Regions from separate parts of the Homo sapiens genome. Here all the other regions are linked to region 2. The links are chromatin contacts, found by Hi-C or POLR2A ChIA-PET in ENCODE. All regions are on one chromosome and are shown on one strand. The core of a region is the stretch at or near the end of the contact, and the rest is flanking DNA. Distances in the headings are between cores, read along the strand shown.

Evidence for each region. Hi-C counts contacts between places; a loop is a spot of excess contacts on that map. ChIA-PET counts read pairs that join two places held with the same protein, here RNA polymerase II (POLR2A). Pooled maps may share reads with other maps.
Region 1: a pooled map shows a loop between it and region 2 (8-fold over the local background). The contact joins the promoter of NAV2 here to the promoter of NUCB2 in region 2. A Hi-C loop is called at or near these places in 5 of 50 pooled maps. POLR2A ChIA-PET finds 5 or more read pairs at or near these places in 3 of 52 experiments (OCI-LY7, naive thymus-derived CD4-positive, alpha-beta T cell and naive thymus-derived CD8-positive, alpha-beta T cell).
Region 3: a loop to region 2 is called in a pooled map, with 3 times the contacts of the local background. The contact joins the promoter of COPB1 here to the promoter of NUCB2 in region 2. A Hi-C loop is called at or near these places in 4 of 50 pooled maps.

What each region holds. Positions count from the first base shown.
Region 1 is chr11:19,710,955-19,714,103 of GRCh38, reverse strand. It overlaps NAV2 (neuron navigator 2), which reads right to left and starts at 1,267. Exons shown (of 38, transcript NM_145117.5): 1 at 142-1,267. The coding sequence starts at 408. LEISA1 (lncRNA enhancing IL-6/STAT3 signaling activation 1) reads left to right here. Exons shown (of 1, transcript NR_015384.2): 1 at 1-3,149. RefSeq lists silencers at 1,199-1,392, 1,033-1,562.
Region 2 is chr11:17,275,489-17,278,499 of GRCh38, reverse strand. NUCB2 (nucleobindin 2) reads right to left here and starts at 1,761. Exons shown (of 14, transcript NM_005013.4): 1 at 1,672-1,761. RefSeq lists a silencer at 1,498-1,927 and an enhancer at 2,118-2,207.
Region 3 is chr11:14,498,078-14,501,357 of GRCh38, reverse strand. COPB1 (coat protein complex I subunit beta 1) reads left to right here and starts at 1,547. Exons shown (of 22, transcript NM_001144061.2): 1 at 1,547-1,651; 2 at 2,373-2,520. The coding sequence starts at 2,430. RefSeq lists an enhancer at 1,326-1,425.

The sequences.
Region 1 (3,149 bases), core at 18-2,517, 2.4 Mb before region 2:
CCTGCCGGCCTAAGGGGAATGGTTCCCTTCCCTGGCCACATGGTAGACCCTTCTCCCATCCAGCCCTTTCTCCCACACCATCCCGAAAGAACTATTCATCCATCCTTCCAGAACAGTACCCCGGCAAACGGCATCTCTCACCTGGGTATCGAACCCGTTTTCCACCGAGCCGCTCTTCCGCAGCGGGAGCCCCTCCCCCGCTGGCTCCTGCAGCCCCTGCAGCACCTGCGATTTCAGGGGGATCTGGCTAGGATAGGTGGTCTTGCTCACCTCCACCTTGCTTCCCAACTTCAGGTAGCAGGGCTGGGGGCCCGCCCGGGCCGGGGGCACGTGCAGGATGGGCGCGGCGCTGTGCACGGGTTTGGGCAGTCCCGACTTCATTTTGGAGGCGACCAGGATGGCCGGCATCTTCTCCCGGGGCTTGGGCTTTCCCAGCACGTCCCTGGCAGCGGCGGCGGGGGCGACCGCTAAAGGCAGCGCGGGTAGCAGAGCAGGCGCCGGGCCTTAGCCCACGAGGCGCCCACCACCAGCGGCTAAAAAAAAAATCCCCAGGTCGGGGAACTCGAAGCAATCGGGCGAGCGCGCCTTTGGGGTGCCGGGATGGGAATGGGGGACTGGCCACGGCGCTCAGCGGGTCCCACCTGGACGGATGCTGCCGCCGGGTCTCACACCTCTCCTGGGTGGCCTTTCAAGAGCTCTGGGCGCTCAGGGGCTGCCGCCTCTTGCAAATTTCCTCCTGGGAAACAGAGGCTTGGACGCCCATATTAACTTGTCACTGCATCTCCGAAGTGAGGAGGCCCCTTTGGAAGAGACAGAGGCGGCGGCGACCCACGAGTCCCGTTCCGGAGGCTACGGGTCTGAGCCGGCGAGAGAAAGAGCGAGCAGCCAAGGAAGGAAAGGAGACAGCAGCGAAGGAAGGAGAGAAGAAGGGCGCAAGGGTCCCAAGACGTCTCCACCGAGAGGCAGCTGCCACCCTGCTCGCGAGCACCGCAGTGTCACCCGCGACGCAGCAGAGGTGCGGCAAGAGCCCCCGAAAGGTCTCTCTTGGGGTGACAGTCACCGCTGCCCAGAAGGCCCCCGGACTGAGAGCACCTTAGCGCCTGCGGGTCTGCACATGCTCCGTGAGCTAGATAGAGGCAAGGCTGTGGCCGTGGGGCGCGGGCGCCGGGACGCGCGGCTGGCGGGCCGGGCAGGGCTGCGCTCGGGAGCGGCCGCCGCGCTTCCCGGGAAGGCTGCGCTGGCTGCGGGGCTCAGCGCAGGGGAGGACAGGCTGCTGCCGGCGCTGCTGCGGCGCGCGCTGACAGCCGGGGCCGCCCCGGCGCGCCCATTGGTCCACGGTGCGCCAATCAGCGGCCGCGGGTCTCACTGCAAAGAGGGTGTGGCCTAAACTCTGGCCGCCGCCGAAACTCTGGGGCCGCGCTTGGCCGCGAGTACAAAGCGGGCTGGTGGCCGCTTTGCGGCACTGCCCCGGCCGCGCGCCTCCCGGGGGGCCCACACCCCTGCGTTCCTGAAACCCTTCTTTTGAAAAATGCCCTTTCGAACGCAACCGTCCGCCCCAGAGCCACGCGGGCACGGCTCGAGGGAAGTTTGTTTCCTTTTTCAAATTGCTCCGGTCACCTTAACGGTTTGAGTCTTCCGGAGTCACGCCCGCAGCCTCGCTGCCCCCATCTGGCTTGGGCAGGGCCGAAGCTCGTCTCCCGCTTTAAGAGCGCGCCAGCCATTTCTCTGCCTGCTCTTCCAGGCCGGCTGGGCGGGGGGCCTCCCAACGGCTTCCTCTCCAGTTTTCAAAGGCTGCACATTTCACTTAACTATTTGAAGTATTTATAGGCAAATACAATACGCAGGGAAGCTTCCCGCCCCGAGACAGCTCCTCCACGCAACCTACCACAGACTCTGTAATTAGAGTGGCCTGAAGAAGCCGGGAGAGGCTCCATGACCCCGGCAGGCTCTGGCCAAACCTTGCTGCGTTTCATGGAGCCCCTCCCTGTCCGCGCCTGGGACGCACTGGCCCCAACAGGTTCCTCGACTCGAATTCGCTGTTTGGGTTGCTCTGTGGTTTCCTCGCTGACTGAAAGTGGATGAGAATAAGAAGGAAACTGAGAGATGATCAGGCAGGCCAGCCTTCGCGATTTATGAATGAGGAGCCTCCCACCCTGTAGAACTGCTTGGATTAGAAGTGGGCAAGTTATTTAAGCTTACATGCATGCTTATAAAGCTTCTGTTTTCACATGTAGTAAGGTGGAGGCTTGACGACATTTACCTAATGAGCTGTTGTTTGGATTAAATGAGATGGTTGGTGCATGGCAGTCATTTAGCACAAGTACCTGGCAATGTAAGAGACCAATAAAAGCTGGGCTTTATTTTCCCTGTTGTTAAATTACTGCTGCTTTCCCCCAAAGTCATCTCTGTTTATAAACTATTTGTCTTTCTTCTTTGTTTCCAGGACACTTTGTGCCCACCCTATAGCCTGATCTTCAGTGCTGATAGCATTGATTTAGAATAACTCAGATGCTATTAACTCTGTCCCCCTGGAATTCATGTTAAACCCGTAATCCCCAGTGTGATGGTATTAGGAGGTGGGGAACTTTAGGAGGTAATAAGGTCAAGACAGTGGAGCCCTCATGATAGGATTAGCACTCTTATTAGAAGAGACAGGAGAGAGATGCTTTCTTACTGCCTTGTGAGGACACAGAAGGCAGTCTTCTGTGGACCAGGAAGAGGGCCCTTACCAAGAATCTGATACCGTGTTGGCATCCTAGTCTCAGACTTCCAGCCTCTAGTACTGTAAGAAATAAATGTTTGTTGTTTAAGCCATCCTGTTTATGGTATTTTTGTTATAGTGGCCCAAAGTGACAAAGATCTCAGACCAGAGGAAACATCAAAGTCTTAACCTCTGAAGCATTAAGAAATGAGAAGGCACCTTCTTAGCCATTCTAGGTAGCAACTTTCTACTCTAGTTAGGCTGAAATGCACGGCCCTGTCTATGTCTGTTTCAGTTATCCTCCCTCTCTCTGAAATCAAGTCACACATCATTCATGCTACTTACTTAACACTTTGCCCTTTGCCATCTGATGCCACCTCCCGTACTATTGTCTCCCATTATTTAACCTGTTATTTATTGTTTCATGCATTCATTTTCATCTTAGAGA
Region 2 (3,011 bases), core at 512-3,011:
ATTCGACTCTTAGAACATGGGTCGTCCAGGCACGGTGGCTCACACCTGTAATCTCAGCACTTTGGGAGGCCAAGGCAAGTGGATCACCTGAGGTCAGGAGTTCGAGACCAGCCTGGCCAACATGGTGAAACTTCGTCTCTAATAAAAATACAAAAAATTAGCTGGCTGTGGTGGTGGGTCCCTGTAATCCCAGCTACTCGATGGGCTGAGGTAGGAGAATCCCTTGAACCCGGGAGGCGGAGGCTGCAGTGAGCTGAGATCGGGCCATTGCACTCCAGCCTGGGTGACAGAGTGAGACTCCATCTCAAAAAAAAAAAAAAAAAAAAAAAGATGGGTAAAATTTGGATAGAGAAGAGCATGAGTAAACACACGGAGACAGAAATAAATTTTTGCCTCCTTTAAGTTTCTAAAATTGTCTAGTTAAAAAAAAAATTTGACCCCCTACTACAAAGGTAGATGAGATCATGGAAAGCTTGAAGACCACGATGAGAAATAGAAGTTTCCATGTTCATCCTAATTAGGAGAGTGACATTATTTGAGATTTCATTTCTAATTCTAAATTTCCAGAATTTTAATTTTTGACCCTATTAGCTGAAGAAGATTTGTTGAAATATTTGTTCAACATTTGTTGAACTTATTCAAGTTTCAAAAAACAAAAACATTCCTTAAAGCATCTATCTCATCAATTCTTTAACTTTCCCATAGGGAAAGTCCACAATCTCCCTCAAACAAAATTCACTATCAGAAATATTTGCATTTAACCTCCCCTATTTTTAAACCAAGGTAATATCTTTTAGTGTTCATATTCGTCCACGGATTTAACAGAGCCTTAGTAGCAGGCTTAAATGGTAGCACTAGCTTATTCAATTGCATAAAATGTACATTATTCAATTTAGAAGTTTAGCAGACATAGAATTTCAAGAGGTTCTGTCTCTCAAAAATCATAATGGTTCCCGTTCATTCTCATTCCCTCATATTCTCTCTCTCTCTCTCCTTCTTTCCCTCCCTCTCCCAGCCATTTGATACTGTAAAATAACTGTCATCTAAGACCGTTGCAAACACCAACCACAATAACCATATTTGCTCACTGAGTTGCCACTTAGCAGGTGCAACAAGGAAATACTGTTTCTCATCTCCTAAAACCAAAAGGGTTCATCTCGTACCTAATTTGTCACTTAAGTGAAAAGCATATCACGACTTACACTAACTTTCTCCTAAGTGTCAGAGGTTGCTGGCTTAACCAGACCGGAGAAGAGCAGGATCCCCGGGCCTAGCTTTGCTGAGCGGCACAGGGGAGCATCGCCTGGAATTGGTGGGTGTCCCTCCTCACTAGTGGGCACCCCCTTGCCCATCGACCTGCCCAAACCCGAAGGGACCCCGCCAGGGTCTCGGTTTGGCACCTACCCTCTCCTGCTCCCCGCCAAGAGCCAGCCACCCTCCTCGACCCCGAAGAAAGCTCGGGTGCCCAGCTGCGAGTGGAGCAGAGGGAACCCAGCGCCTCCGGCTCGCGCTGGGAGCCCCCTCCCCGCCGGTGCCCCGCCCACAGCACGGCCCCCACCATCCTCTCTGCTCTGGCAAGGCAGGCGAAGACCGGAGCCTTATCTCCGGACTCCCCCACCCCTAATCTCCCGCCGCGCTGCTCCGCACCTACCGCGCGGCCACCGGCCTTACCTGGCCGGGTCTCGGCGAGCGAGGCTGCGCCTGGTGCTTGCGTCCAGCGCACAAACCTGTCCTCCAGCCCCCGGCCCACCGCTCCGCTCTGCCCCTCCTCCCGCCGCGCGCGCCCGCCTCCTGGCTGCCATGGCGACAGTTCCCACACTCTGCGGCCGCTGATTGGTCCGGTTCGCGATTGCTGACGACGCCGATTGGCGGGAGCAGGGACAAGGCCGCGCCGGGGAGCCTGGAGGCGGGCGGTGAGGAGGGCCGAAGCTGTGGAGCCTGGTGGGAGGCTGAGCCAGGAGGGACGTGGCGCTCTGAGATGCGGGCTCAGGAGGCCGCGCCTCTTCCTTCCCTAGCTTACCCGGAGAATCCTGTGGAGCAGGACTCGGGCGGGTGAGGTGCCGTCCTGAGACCCGGGCAGAGCCCCAGGGATCGCCTCTCCCTTGGCCTCTGGCCTGCGCCTGCAGCGCCCACGCAGGTCGGAGAATGGCTGTCAGGCCTATTCTCGCCCACAGGCCTCGCTCGGCTCTGACACCCCCGTCCTCCGCCTTGGCGGGAATCTTAACGGCATTTGTAACCGCACCCACCCCCGTTGTGCTGGGCCCTCGGTCACTGTGGTTTAACTGTATTTACCCACCTTCTCTCTTGCCCATTCGCAGACAGCTCTTTCCTCTGCATCCTGCCCCAGAGAACAGACATCTATTCCAAACCCCTCATTTTAAAGATGGGGAAACTGAGGCTCAAAGATGCACATGGGTAGCTTGAGCCTTCCAGAAGCTTTTGGAGCCACAGGCTGTTTACGAAGTTTCATCCTGCCGATTAGTTTTTTTCACCTGAAAAATTGGTATCATATCTACCTTAGGGTTATTCACGAAGATTGAATGAGATAACATTGCCAGGAAAACAGTACAGACTAGGCATGGTGACTCACCCTGTAATGCCAGCACTTTGGGAGGCCAAGGCAGGAGGATGGCTTGAGCTCAAAAATTTGAGACCAATCTGGACAACAGTGAGATCCTATCTCTACAAGAATATTTTTTACTTTTTTATCTTTAACACAATGATGTTTCAGTCTGAAGAAAATACTTAAAAATTTGCCAGGTGCTGTGTCGCACATCTGTAGTCCCAGCTACTCAGGAGGCGGAGGCAGAGGCGGGAGGATCACTTGAGCTCAGAAGGCCGAGGCTGCAGTGAACCATGATCATTGTGCCACAGAGTGAGACCCTGTCTCAAAAAAACAAACAAACAAAAACACACAGTACAGAATCTGCCACATAGTATGTTAGCAATGAAAGCTTCTGTTATCAGGAAGTACTACCAGCCAGATTGCCTCTGTTGCACAACTGGACTCT
Region 3 (3,280 bases), core at 298-2,797, 2.8 Mb after region 2:
AAGGAACAAACTGTTGTACACACACCCGGGATTGATCTCAGGGGAATTATGCTCAGTAAAAAAATCCAATCTCAAAAGATTACATTGTATAATTCCATTTATATAACATTGAGATGATAAAAATCATAGAGAATTATTAGTGGTTGCCACAGGTTAGTGTGGGAGGTGGCTATGGCTATCAAAGGACAGCATGAGAATCCTTGTGATAGAACTGTTCTGTCTCGACTGTGTTGGTGATTACACACATATAAGCATGATAAAATTGTCTACAAGTGAATATAAAAACGAGTACATGTAAAACTAGTGAAGTCTGAACAAGGCTGGGTGAATTATGTCTGTCAATTTCCTGAAATTGATATTGTACTATAACTATGCAAGATGTTACCATTGGGAGAAACTAGGTAAAGAGTATATGGGATCTCTGTATTCATGTCACTCTACCATTAAGATTAAATATTAAAAAAAATGAATGCACAGAATCAGAGAGGCACTCTTAAAGTGCTGTCAACACATGGCCTTTGAATACAATTTTGGGTGCTCAAAGAATTTGTAGATTGCTTGATGGTTCTAAAAAGAGAAAGCTCAAAAGAGCTAGATCCTACATAAATGAGGTACTATTGGTGTTCCATCTTCCTGAGATGAACCTGTTAACTAGGGCAGTTGCCGTCAGATCTGTTTTTATTCGCAGTATTTTGCTTAAGCTTTAAGATATTTTGTTATTAATAATTGGCCATAAAACCCTTTTGTGGGCAGAGGGAGGTGTAGGGGCGGGGCGTGCTATGGAACTTCAAATGGGCAAAACCGAAAGTACTATGGCTGATTGCAGCTGTAACAGGTCTTTGGAGATACGTAAAATCCTTTAAAACAGTGACTGTCTCCCTTTATGCATAAAAATTTTTTCTAATCTACTGGGTGCTCAGAAAGGATCACGGAAAGAGGCCATTATTAAATAAAAAGCAGAAATTATACCAATGTGACTTTGGATTTTCAAATAACTCCAGCCCTACCTGCAGAGAGGCAGATTCAAACTACTAGCGATGTTAAGAACTGAAATGGATTTTAATCTAGTGATAATTAATAAAATAACTGAATTACCTTCCCAATAGTATTAGTTACTTTCCCAGTTTATTAGGGTGTGGACAAGAAAAAGGATTACTGGGTTTCCACTTTCTAGTCCAGAGCTCTTTTTCACGGGAACAGAGCCCTGTAAAAGTTTCCCTCTCTCCAAGCACTTTCTCCCCTTGACTGTTCCTGAAGAAGGAACGATTTCCAGTTAGCGTTTAAATTAGCATAGTGCTTAACTCAGAGCTTGGCTTGCAGGGAAAACTAGAAAATACGTGGTTTCATTGCTCTGCGGCCTAATCAAACCCTGGACAAGAGAAGAGGAAGAAAATAGGATATACTTGCAGCGCGCAAGCGCTGCACAAAGAAAGCATGTCCTCTCTGAGTCGCCGTAGGTGCTAGGTGGCTGTGGCTTCGGTCGTTACCCCACCCCCTTCCACGTCAGCCAAGGACTCTGGAGCCGCCGCCGCCGCTGCTGCGGTTCATAGCCGGAGTAGACGGAGCCGCAGTAGACGGATCCGCGGCTGCACCAAACCACTGCCCCTCGGAGCCTGGTAGTGGGCCACAAGCCCCCAGTCCCAGAGGCGTGGTGGGTCGGGCAGAGTCGGAAGAACTGGCTTTCTAGCTGGAAGATGCGGAAGGGGAGCGACTAGGCCGCTTGCGTCTGGGCCTGGCAGAAGGGACCGGGTGGGGGTACGGGTGGGGGTGCGGGTCGGGGTGGGGGCGGAGGGCTAGGAAGCTCCGGGTCGGACGCTCCATCCCGTCCTTTGTATTGGCCGGGGGTCTTTTCCCTCCCAAGACCCCTAGGCGTACCCTTTCAGGCCTAGGGCTGCTTTGCTGGAGGAAGGGGAGGAGGAAGCGGGTGGGGCGAGGTGGGGGTGCAGCGCGTTGATTAAGGGACCCGCGGACATAGAGTCGGAACCCACCAAGGACCGCGATAAAGCGCTTTAGGGTTTTGGCAGAGTATTCAGGCACAAGGTCTCTTAACTTGAGCATGCAGATTGTGTGTTGTGTAAAAACCATACGGTCCATAACATTGTGGGGTGTGGCTGGGGGGACTGTCACTGTTCTGTGGGCCTTCATTCGGCTATACAGCATTCTCAAACACTGGACCGGGATGCGATGAGGGAGTGATAGATAATATACCTTATGCCAGAGCTGATAATGTGGTTTTTACTAGAATTTATTTTTATGGGAACACGATATAGATTGACCTGCCCTTTCTAATACTTTAAAAGGTCACTATAGGTACTTGTTTGTGGGTTTTTTTTTTTTAATTTGTAATGATATGTCTGTGTTTATTTTTCTAGATTTTCTGGCATCCTTAAATCTTGTGTCAAGGATTGGTTATAATATAACCAGAAACCATGACGGCGGCTGAGAACGTATGCTACACGTTAATTAACGTGCCAATGGATTCAGAACCACCATCTGAAATTAGCTTAAAAAATGATCTAGGTAAACTTCGATATTATTTTGAGAATGAAATGAAAAAAGAAAAAACAAAAATAAAAAACTCATATTTCATATTCCTTTATAATTAGAAATGCTTAATTTTTGTCTAAAGTTTTTCTAGGATCTCTTCGATAGACCTTTTATTAAAAATGCGAACTTCTTTAAATATTGGTTGTTTGAAATAGAACATCTCAGTTTATCTTAGTAAACCTAAAGAAATTGTAATAGTTTAGATATTCCTCAAAATGTCATAATTTTTGTAGACTTCAATATATTAATGTGGCTGATTATTTTCTCTAGGCAACAGGTTGAGGATGTGTATTGGAATATCTTAATTCCATCGTGCACTTAACTTCATGTTACTTAGCTTGTAAAACCAAAAGAACTTTGTTCTTTGGATTACCCACCCAAACAATTAGGTGAACACTGGAATAAACATGTATTTTCCAGAAAAGTTTACCTTTTCATTTTTTATGCATTTTTGCAAATAAGAAAACAACTATATTTCTGAACTTTTTGTAATGTTTAATTTTTGGGGGTACACAGTAGATGTATATATTTATGGGGTACATGAAATGCTTTGATACAGGCATGCAATACATAATTATCACATGGAAAAATGGAGTATCCATCCCTTCAAGCATTTGTCTTCTGTGTGACAATCCAGTTACACTTTCAGTTATTTTTAAATGTCCAATTAAATTATTATTGACTGTAGTTACCCTGTGTGCTATCAAATATCGGGTCTAACTCATTTTTTCTG